Linked DNA regions of Homo sapiens: region 2 is linked to region 1. A link is an interaction called in ENCODE POLR2A ChIA-PET data of the cell type or tissue named here. Cell type or tissue: PC-3. All regions are shown on one strand. Region 1 overlaps DNM3 (dynamin 3). Region 2 overlaps SUCO (SUN domain containing ossification factor).

Region 1 (5,000 bases):
TCAAGTCTTCTAACTTAAAAGGACAATGTCTTTTGCACTTTATATGTCCTTTAATGCTTTATATGTCCTAAATGCTCTTACATACATTCTATCCTTACTGCAAAAATAAAAAAATGAGCGATTACTGAAAAGAGTTAGTTTATTTATAGTATACAATCACTTTCTAAAAAAGAATTTAAGGCAATTAGCTTTAGATATAATTTTTCTCTTCCAGAAAAAAACAGGAGGAGGAGGAGGGAAAGGAGGAGAAAAAAATGAACACCTACATTATAACAATTACTTGCCAACATTAGGCGAAAAAAAGTAGGGAACCCAAGGCTTGGCTCTAGTGTCTTTCTAGGAATTATTAGGTAAGAAAAACATCCTGAATCGTCTGGAACATGAAATAAATCTATACTAAGTCTAGGTACTCAAAACTAAGAAGATTACAAAAATATAAATTGCAGGCACCTAGTAAGTCCACAGTCTGTTAGTACTACAGAGCCTGGTCCAGGAGCCATTGTCCATAGGATAGGATGGGGATGGAGCATGAGTTTTAAGTAGAAACAATAAAACTGATGAAGGCTAACTGAGCTGTTATCTATACCATAAACACTGGGGTGGTCATATTAGATTTTTACAGCCAACAGCAGTTCTTACTGGTTGATGCCCCTACTGTCTGGGTTGCTAAATATTTTGGAAATCATCCCTGAAGCTAACATTTTTTTAAGTGCTTAATATACACTGGACACTATGCTGAAAGCTTCCACAGATTAATCCATATAGTCCTCCAACATCCCTATGAAGTAGAAACACTTATTATCCTCGTTCTATGGATGAAAAAAGCCACAAATGATAAATAACATTCACCAAGTCACACAGCAAAGTAAGCAGTCAAGCTGGACGCACACCAAGGCCTTCTAGCTCCTTAGTCTCTCCCTCAGTCACTGCACTCTACTGCCTAACAACAACCAATGGTTTAGCATTGGCTAAACAGACCATATAATATTTTTAGATAAATCTAAACTTATGTGTAGATTTATATTTATCTGAAATACTAAAATCACTATCTTTCTTCTTAACAATTGTTTTTGCCCCTTAGTCATCCCAAGCAAACTCCTTGAAGGTATAAAGTTTGTATTTTCTACCTTAGTATCTCCAGGACAGAGTCTAACATCACAGGCGTCTGATAAATGTTCATGGAGTGAGTGAAAAAATAAAAGAATGACATAACTGGATGTTTACTTTTACATCTCACCTGAAAAATGGCACTTTCCATAGATATAAAGCCCCTTGGCTCTGAGTGTAGGCTTAGACAAATTATGTATTAATTATTAAGTGTAGCCAGCTAAAAAATCACCAGAGCAGAAGTTACAATAGTAAAACTAACAAAAATACAAACAAGCACCATATTAAATAAGAGTATATAAAATAAACCTTAATTAGCTTCTTTTCTCCACCATAAAGCAGGAGAGAAATTAAGCCATGGAATGAAAGTTTTAATTTACTTAAGTAAATGAACAATTTAATGTTATGATCTTCCTGATCTTATAAAAATATTACAGGTTTTTTTTTTTTTGCAAAGCACAAGGCCTACCAAGTTGAGAAATGCATGTTTATTACTCCTAAACATAGGTATGTATGATTTGGTCATGTTTATTAAAGGAAAATCACAATTGTATGGTTGGCCTTTATGTTTCAAATATTAACATTTTTATTAATCACAATACATTTTATCTTAACTGAGTGTGTTCCTCTTTAAATGGCAATCTCATAACATATTTAAACTGTATAAGGATCACTAAATAGAAAATTTAAAAGGAACCTCCAGAATATTTTTCTCAAAATAAAAACAGTTCAATCTTTTTCCTCTCATCTGCCTTACTCATATACCTTTTCATATACAGAGTTTTAAATAGCTATATTAAAACTTAGGATAAAATTCTCCTCTCCTTAAAAGGGGTGATCTTAAACTAACAGAAAAGAGCCTTTTCTTGCTTCCTTCCCTCTTCTCATTCTCAGAATAATGTCTGCCTACCAAAGACTAGAATGAGACTTTCGTTTTAATTTTAACTGAAGCACATGTCATAGTTGTATTACTACACTACATCAACAGGAAACAAAATTACTCATCCATTCCACTGAGATAGCTAATACTAGAAGACTCAACACATTTTCTCCCTTCTTAAAGGACCTATGTGATAGGATTAGGTTTTGCAAATTCCAAAATACATTTACGGGGTGGGATCTAAAAATGGAATTCCTTTGCCATTCACTTTAGTTTTAAACAGCTTGTTTATCTTCTTCCTGCTAGCACAAAATGCAGTACAGAAATGGAAACCAGATTTCTTTATGTAGTGAATTTCATGTGGTTTCCACATTTCTCCTGGTAGTAGATTCCCAGCAAACACACATCTAAATAAACTACTCCGTGAGTGAATTTTAAGTCAGATGGCATCTGTAGCATTTTGTGGCACTTCTAAACACACTCTCAAATGCTCCAAAAATGGCCTACACATTGTGGCATTCTTCAACTCAGTTTTAAAATCTTTATACAGGTAAATAAAGATTATATAATGTAAACTAGGAAGGTGATTTTTTAGTGGCCTTGATTCTTACTCAGAAGGAATCCTCTTTCTTTGACTCCTTCCATTCAAGAAAATCTCAGATTAATTAATATGTGTTTATTCACCTGATTCCATTTGGGAAACCATTGTAGAGCATACCTAGAAACTACAGGCATGGCCCTGGACCTCAAGATGCTTCTAATCAAGTTAGAAAGATAAGATATAAATGTCAGAATAAGTGAAACGACAGTTTAAGAAGAATCAGCAGGTCACAAGCAACGAATGAATGAACGAATGAATGGAACAGACGATAAGGTCTATATATGTTATTTGGAAATATTTGGTATGCAATATTCTTTGGAACCTTAGAAAACTGCTTTTAAATAAAAATATGATCAATCTGTAACTCCATCCTTCTTTCTCCACCCTTCTGAAGACACTTAATGTTTAAAAAATTCAAAAGCTACTGGCTCATAGAAAAATTACTTTAAAGGCCACATGGAAGTATCAAAGCAATTAGTTTGGGAGCTATTTGTTTTTAAGAATGCACACCTAGGGTTTAATTCATCTGACTGAAAATTTAAGGAGAAGAAACAAAATCTTATTAAATAACCTAACACATTTTTTTACCAATAACCTCAATTCCAACTTCATGTTCTAAAAAAGAAACAGGACGAATAGGGGCTGGAGAGAAGAGGAATACTCAGAGAAAGTTTCGTGCTGAATGGAGGAAAGATGGAAAGAAAAGATGAAATAGTGGAAAAGAGGAGGAGGAAGAAGGGCAAAAACTAATAAGCCTGTTTTACTGAATGCTTTCTGATCATGTGATTGATGCATATATTGAAGTATGGGAAATTAACACATATCACTGCCTTTTGATAAAATAACTAGTTTAATATTCTCTGCTCCTATTCTCTGTAAATGTTCAGGGACAACATAAAAGTCACCAAGGGTAGAAATGGTATTTGCTACAACACCATAACCACTTTCCCTAAGGCATTGCCATGGCAATCCTCCAAACTGTTGCCGTATGAACTTGTTGCAGAATGTTTTCAAAAGCATCCCAATTTATTTTATCCATATCATCGAATTAGGCCTCCCAACCACCTCTGAGGTAGGTATCTTTCTTTACACCATTTGACAAATGAGGAAATGGCACAGCTGAACTTGAACCAATCAATTCTAATGCTCCTTCTCTGATATCTCAGTTGAATCCAAAAAAGCAAAGGTTTCATTTAACTTCAAAGAAGTAGAATTTGTTAAAGAAAGATGAAATTTTGAAAGTAAATATAACTAATTAAATCTGTACAAACACTAAATCACCAAACAGTTTCTGCTCTGGGCGCCGAAACACTTGGCTTTAGTGTTTTCACTGTGAATGTTAATTCAAAGCTTTTATTTCACAATCACATTGTACATTGGTAAGCAAGTTATCTTACACAGTTATGTAAATTATCTTACATGGTTAAAAACCGTTTTTAACATGGCCCTTCTAAACAGTTTCTGTCCGCATGCACATACACAAAAAACTCACTAAAATTCCTCTATAATGAATGTGAAGGAGACACATACCGTGGGAATGGTAGCTTTAAGTGGGGAATTTGATATACTCAGAAATCCTCCCATATACATACACAGGACAAATGCACTGAAAATGATATAGTATGGGAATGCAACAGAAGTGGCATTCATCTAAATTTGTCTGAATCTACAACATGCAATCTAAAACAAAATCAAATTAAATAATAATAAAATAGTTACAGTTGACATTACCTCAAATCAGATCCAACCTAACCCGTATAAGAATCACAGGGTGAGCAATACTAATTATTTTATGATCTGAAGACAAAGATAGAACTAAAATTAAGGTTGATTTACGAAGTACATAGGGCAAAATTTACTGGAAAATCAACTCCCACTAGCTTTCTTGTTCTTTGTTAAAGATTAAAAAGAATGAGGGACTCAACTTTCCAAAAATTAACCAATTGAATTGTAGTACTAAAAACTTCTGGGTCTGGGATCACTGAAAAAAAAAAAAAAAGGAAGGGAAGTCCATTATCTTCAAACTGGCTTTACCACTAGCAGAAGGCAATTACTTCTGGCAAATTCAAAAGAATCCTTTTAGCCAGCACGGTGGCTTATGCCTGTAATCCCAACACATTGGGAGGCCAAGGTGGGAAGATCCCATGAGTCCAGGAGTTTGAGACCAGCCTGGGTAACACAGGGAGTCTCTTCTCTACAAAAAAATAAAAAAATTAAGATTAGCCAGGCATGGTGGTGCACACCTGTGGTCCCAGCTACTTGGGAGGCTGAGAGGTAGGAGTATCACTTGAGCCCAGGAGGTCGAGGCTGCAGTGCGCCATTACTGCACCACTGCACTCCAGCCTGAGTGGAAGAGTGTTTCAAACAAACAAACAAACAAAGACTCCTTTTATACCACTTATCCTCACTGTT
Region 2 (5,000 bases), 460 kb before region 1:
ACTTTTGTAGCTCCAACCTGTTCTCTCAGTGCACAGGCTGGTCATAGTTTCTCTAGGGACCCCTTTATACTTGGCTGTCCCAGTGGTATGACTAATGGATTGTAGGATATGGTGGGATGAAAGAATTGTTAAGAGTTAGGGTGGGAAGGGGGTATGAGCTAGTAAAACAGGAGGTGGTAGTCAGAACCAGATGCTTAAAATTCGTATTAAGAAAGAATTATGGATTTTGGTAATGATAAAAACTAGGATTTCATCACGGGAGTAAGTGGCCAATACAGTCTGGAGAACAAGATCATTAGAGAAAGCAAGGAACTGAGAAACTAGAAAAACTAATGTAAGATAGATATTGAAATCATCAAGAATTATAACAGAAGCAGCAATGGAATAAGTGACCCCAAGAATAAGGGTGAGAGAAAACAGGGGATCATTTGCAATAAGGAGAGACAGCAGGTGGTATAGTTTGTTGATACAAGATTCAAAGAGAAATTTAAGCAAAAGTGGAGAGTAGTCTTATAGTGGCATTGAAGATTAAGGACAACAACTAGCCTATCTTCAGGCCCATTGGTGTGAGGGGTATAGGAAAAAAAAGTGACCTCCTGAGAAGGATTCAGGGAAGTAGTTTCAAATAGAACAGAGGCAAAGCGAAGGCTGAAAGAAATGAAAGATTCCAGGGAATTTTACTAATGACTGGATTAGAGTTCCAGAGGGCACAGAAGTGTTTTAGGAGTTGGGGATGGAATATGGATCCAGAAAAAAGAATGTTACAAGTCATATGAGGCTTCTTGTGGTTATAAAATTAACAAGAATCTAAGACATGAAATTCACCTTAATGGTTTTGAGGCACAAAGTTGGCAAGACTTCATACTGGGCAGTAGAAAGGGGTGGCAACATCTTTGCAGGAGCTCTGCAGAGCTTTGGTTTGCCCTACTGACCCTCATGATGACAAAACTGAGGGGTGGTCTTTCTCAGAGTATACTGGACTCAAAACTCCCTACTGACCTTTCAAATGGTGGTGATGATGGAGAGAGGCTGGAGATGATGGAAGTCTTACACCAAGCATAATGAGCTCCTTTCTTGACCCCTGCTGATAGATGTACAGAAACCAAGGATCAGAACCCTGAGCATCTGAAAACTGATGGCTTATGTTTAGTGTGTACTATGCCATGTATATGACAGTTATTAGCACTCTTGATCCTCAAAGCAACCCTTTGAAATAGGTGCTCTTATCTTCATTTACAGGTGAGAAATCTCATGTTTAATGAGACTGTGATTTGTCCAATGCCGTACCCAGTAAGAGGTGGATAGCAAATATGAAAACAGGCAGTCTGACTTTAAAGCACTTGCTTTTGAGACAGGGTCTCACTCTGTTGCCTAGGCTGGAGTGCAGTGGTACAATCATAGCTCACTGCAACCTGAAACTCCTGGGCTCAAGTGGTCCTCCTGCTTCAGCCTCCTGAGTAGCTAGGACTACAGGCATGGACCACCATGCTCAGCTTATTTTTATTTATTTATTTATCTATTTACAGAGTCTCGCTCTGTCGTCCACCATGCCCAGCTTTTATTTATTTATTTAGAGACAGAGTCTCACTCTGTTGTCCAGGCTGGAGTGCAGTGGCACGATCTCGGCTCACTGCAACCTCCACCTCCTGGGTTCAAGCAATTCTCCTGCCTCAGCCTCCCGAGTAGCTGGGATTACAGGTGCATGCCACCATACCTGGCTAATTTTTGTATTTTTTTAGTAGAGATGGAGTTTCACCATGTTGGCCAGGCTGGTCTTGAACTCCTCCTGACCTTGTGATCCACCCACCTCAGCCTCCCAAATGCTGGCATTACAGGCATGAGCCACCACGCCTGGCCATGCCCAGCTTATTTTAAAAAAACTTTTTGTGGAGATGGGGTCTTGATATGTTGTCTAGGCTAGTCTTGAACTCCCGGCCTCAAGTGATCCTCCCATCTTGGCCTCCCAACGTGCTGGGATTACAAGTATGAGCCACTGTGCCCAGTCAGCACCTGCTCTTAAACTGTGTAATATACCATTTCCCTGGGGAGCTGGCTATTTTAAACTATCCTGGAATTAAAACTTGCTCTTTATTCACTTTTTAAAAAATCATCAATACTTATGTTTGCTCAAAAGTCCTTACAAGTGTTATAAGGCATTTGTTTGGGTTTTAGTATTTGGTGATCTGTCAAAAAATATGAAGCAGATTTGGTAGCCCAGGCTATATGACTTCAAAATAGCAGTAATAAACTCTGTTGTAAGCAAGTATTTGAAAGATCCTTTTTTTTTGAGATGGAGTTTTGTTCTTGTCGCCCAGGCTGGAGTGCAGTGGTGCGATCTCAGCTCACTGCAACCTCTGCCTCCTGGGTTCAAGGGATTCTCCCACCTCAGCCTCCCCAGTAGCTGGAATTACAGGTGTGCACCACCACACTTGGCTAATTTTTCTATTTTTAGTACAGACGGGGTTTCACCATGTTTGCAAGGCTGGTCTCGAACTCCTGACCTCAAATGATCCACCTGCCTCGGCCTCCCAAAATGCTGGGATTATAGGCGTGAGCCACCATACCCAGCCTGAAATATTAATTTTTAAAGTAATAGATTAAGTGGAGTGTAATGCGGAGGTTATTGCTCCAACAGGATATTTTAAAGAATGTGTTAACTATAAATACTCGTGGGTTGGGATAAAATTTCAGTGACAACATCAACACATTACTCAAAAAAGCTCTTCCTGCTCACTTGGGCAGCTCATCCACTAAAACTGGGATGATTCAGAGAAAGTAAGTATGGACCTTGCACAAGGACAATATTCAAAGTCAGGAAGTAGTCTATTTTTTTTAGACACTAAATAGACAATACAACCAAATGAACCTTGAATGGACCCTGGACCAAAATAAACAAATGAGGGTAACTGAAGAAATTTGACTATATACTGTGTATTAGATATTATGGAGTTATTAATTTTCTTACATATTATACGGGTATTATGGTCACATAAGTGAATGTCCTTACTTTAGGAAAAAATATGCTACAGTATTTAGGGGGAAAGGGTCATAATGTCCCAACTTGCTTACAAATGGCTCACCAAAAGATGTTTCTTTATATATATACACATAACACACATACATATCTTTATACATACATATATACATATAATACACATATACATATAAAACACATACACATGAAGAAAACTAAAAAGATTAGCAACTGGTGAATCTGGGCAAAGGCACATGGTGTTCAACTTATCTACAGATTTGAAATTTTTTAAATCAATCAGTTGAAGAAAAGCAGTACTTCTAAGTTGTCCTGTTGTGTGATTTTGAATAGACTTATCCAATTACATTAACCAATATAAGTTTATATCTATCTCATGTTCATGCGTACAAGTTTGTATATTCAAACTGAGGACACATCTAAAAATGGAAAAATAAGCAGCAAGGTAAGGGAAGCACAATAACTGCAGACGGAATAAAAAATGTTTGCCACTGGGAAGCAAGAAATCTTTGGTAGAGAAAGATGGGTGGTACTGGTAGTGTGTGTGTGTGTGTGTGTGTGCGTTGTGTGTGAGTGAAATGGTACAGAATAGAGAACTGTTTTCTGTTCTTACTTTATAAGCCTTATAAAACTAATTTATCAAATTATATGTATGCATAACTTTTTTTTTTTGAGACAGTCTCACTCTGCCACCCAGGCTGGAGTGCAGTGGTGCAATCTCAGCTCACTGCAACCTGTCTGCCTCCCAGGTTCAAGCAATTCTCCTGCCTCAGCCTCCTGAGTAGCTGGGACTACAGGCATGTGCTACCATGCCCGGCTACTTTTTTTTAATTTTTATTAGAGACGGGTTTTCACCATGTTGGTCAGGCTGGTCTCGAACTCCTCAAATGATCCCCTGCCTCGGCCTCCCAAAGTGTTAGGATTATAGGCGTGAGCCACAACTTTAATGTTTTTAAAAATTCAATTAAAAGAATTGTTTTACTTTGCATCCTTGTTCTTACCAATTCCCTAGTTTCCTTTTATTTCATACTGTTTTAATGCTTTACTTAACATTAGAAGAAATAAAATGAGGTTGATCATCAGGGAACACTAAAAATCCCATTGGATAAATATCTATATAGTTTTTGCTTCTTAATAGGCATAAATCTATTATTTTCACTTAAGTTTTTTTTCTCATGTAGTTATGTGAGAGAGGAAAAAATAAACCTCATGTTACAAAATGTTATGCTGTATTTAGATATGAAAAACTGAAATTCTGATAGCATAGGGAGCAAAATGTTTATGTAAAAGTACCATCATTTTGTAGTTGGCTGAAATGTGATCAATATTGAATGGAATGCTGCTATATTTAACTTTAAAAGTGGCAAAAACTTAAATCTCTGTTCAAAGATTAATAATTTCTGAGTTCTCTTTTAAAAGACAGAAGAGCCAGTAATTAATAAAGACAAGTGTTCAGATTTATTTGGAAATTCACAGTTTCTAATGGCACTACAGCTCCGTAGTTACATATTGAAAATTCTCTTCCCACAACACACAGATCACATAATTTCTCACTGTATCTCTGCTCTCATCTGGACCTCTTTTCAAGGGGCTTCTATAAAATCAGGCCCTCTTGCTCTGAATAGCTAATTGTGCAGACAGGAAAGAAATTTAAATCTTCTAAAACACGCTGTTAACCTAAAGCAGCAACTTAAACAAACAAAAAAGGCGTTAAATAAGTCACATTACAAACAATACCCAAGAAAGGTATTAGGCAAGTTTAAAAACAGTTATCACTACTAAAAGTGCTCAATAAGTTATAACTTAAACATCACAACAATAAATGGTCAATTCTCTCCCTTTCAAAAAGAAACATGTTCCACTTTCATTCATTACTGTACAATCATACTAAGAAATCATTTTATTCAAATACAGTTGCTGCCAATTATTTTTTAAAGACAAAAAAAAAGACAGAGACATCGACATCACATATGTATTACCTCTGCACATTTGTAGCCAATACAAAGCA

What was found. ChIA-PET counts read pairs that join two places held together with the same protein. Peaks named below come from ENCODE experiments on the same cell type or tissue, not always from the same donor. Only the 100,000 strongest peaks of a DNase experiment are listed, where the experiment ranks them.
Region 2: POLR2A ChIA-PET joins it to region 1 with 5 read pairs; 2 of 35 experiments call an interaction of 5 or more read pairs at or near these places.

What each region holds. Positions count from the first base shown.
Region 1 is chr1:172,151,852-172,156,851 of GRCh38, reverse strand. The region is part of intron 14 of DNM3 (dynamin 3); the gene reads right to left. Among named protein-coding and RNA genes, the nearest start is that of DNM3OS, 9.5 kb to the right of the region's middle. In PC-3, no CTCF peak of the experiment used is centred here; a DNase peak (open chromatin) is centred at 2,111; H3K4me3 peaks cover 708 bases; H3K27ac peaks cover 960 bases.
Region 2 is chr1:172,611,261-172,616,260 of GRCh38, reverse strand. SUCO (SUN domain containing ossification factor) reads right to left here. Exons shown (of 24, transcript NM_014283.5): 24 at 4,428-5,000. It also overlaps the pseudogene RNU6-693P. Among named protein-coding and RNA genes, the nearest start is that of FASLG, 45 kb to the left of the region's middle. In PC-3, no CTCF peak of the experiment used is centred here; a DNase peak (open chromatin) is centred at 2,760.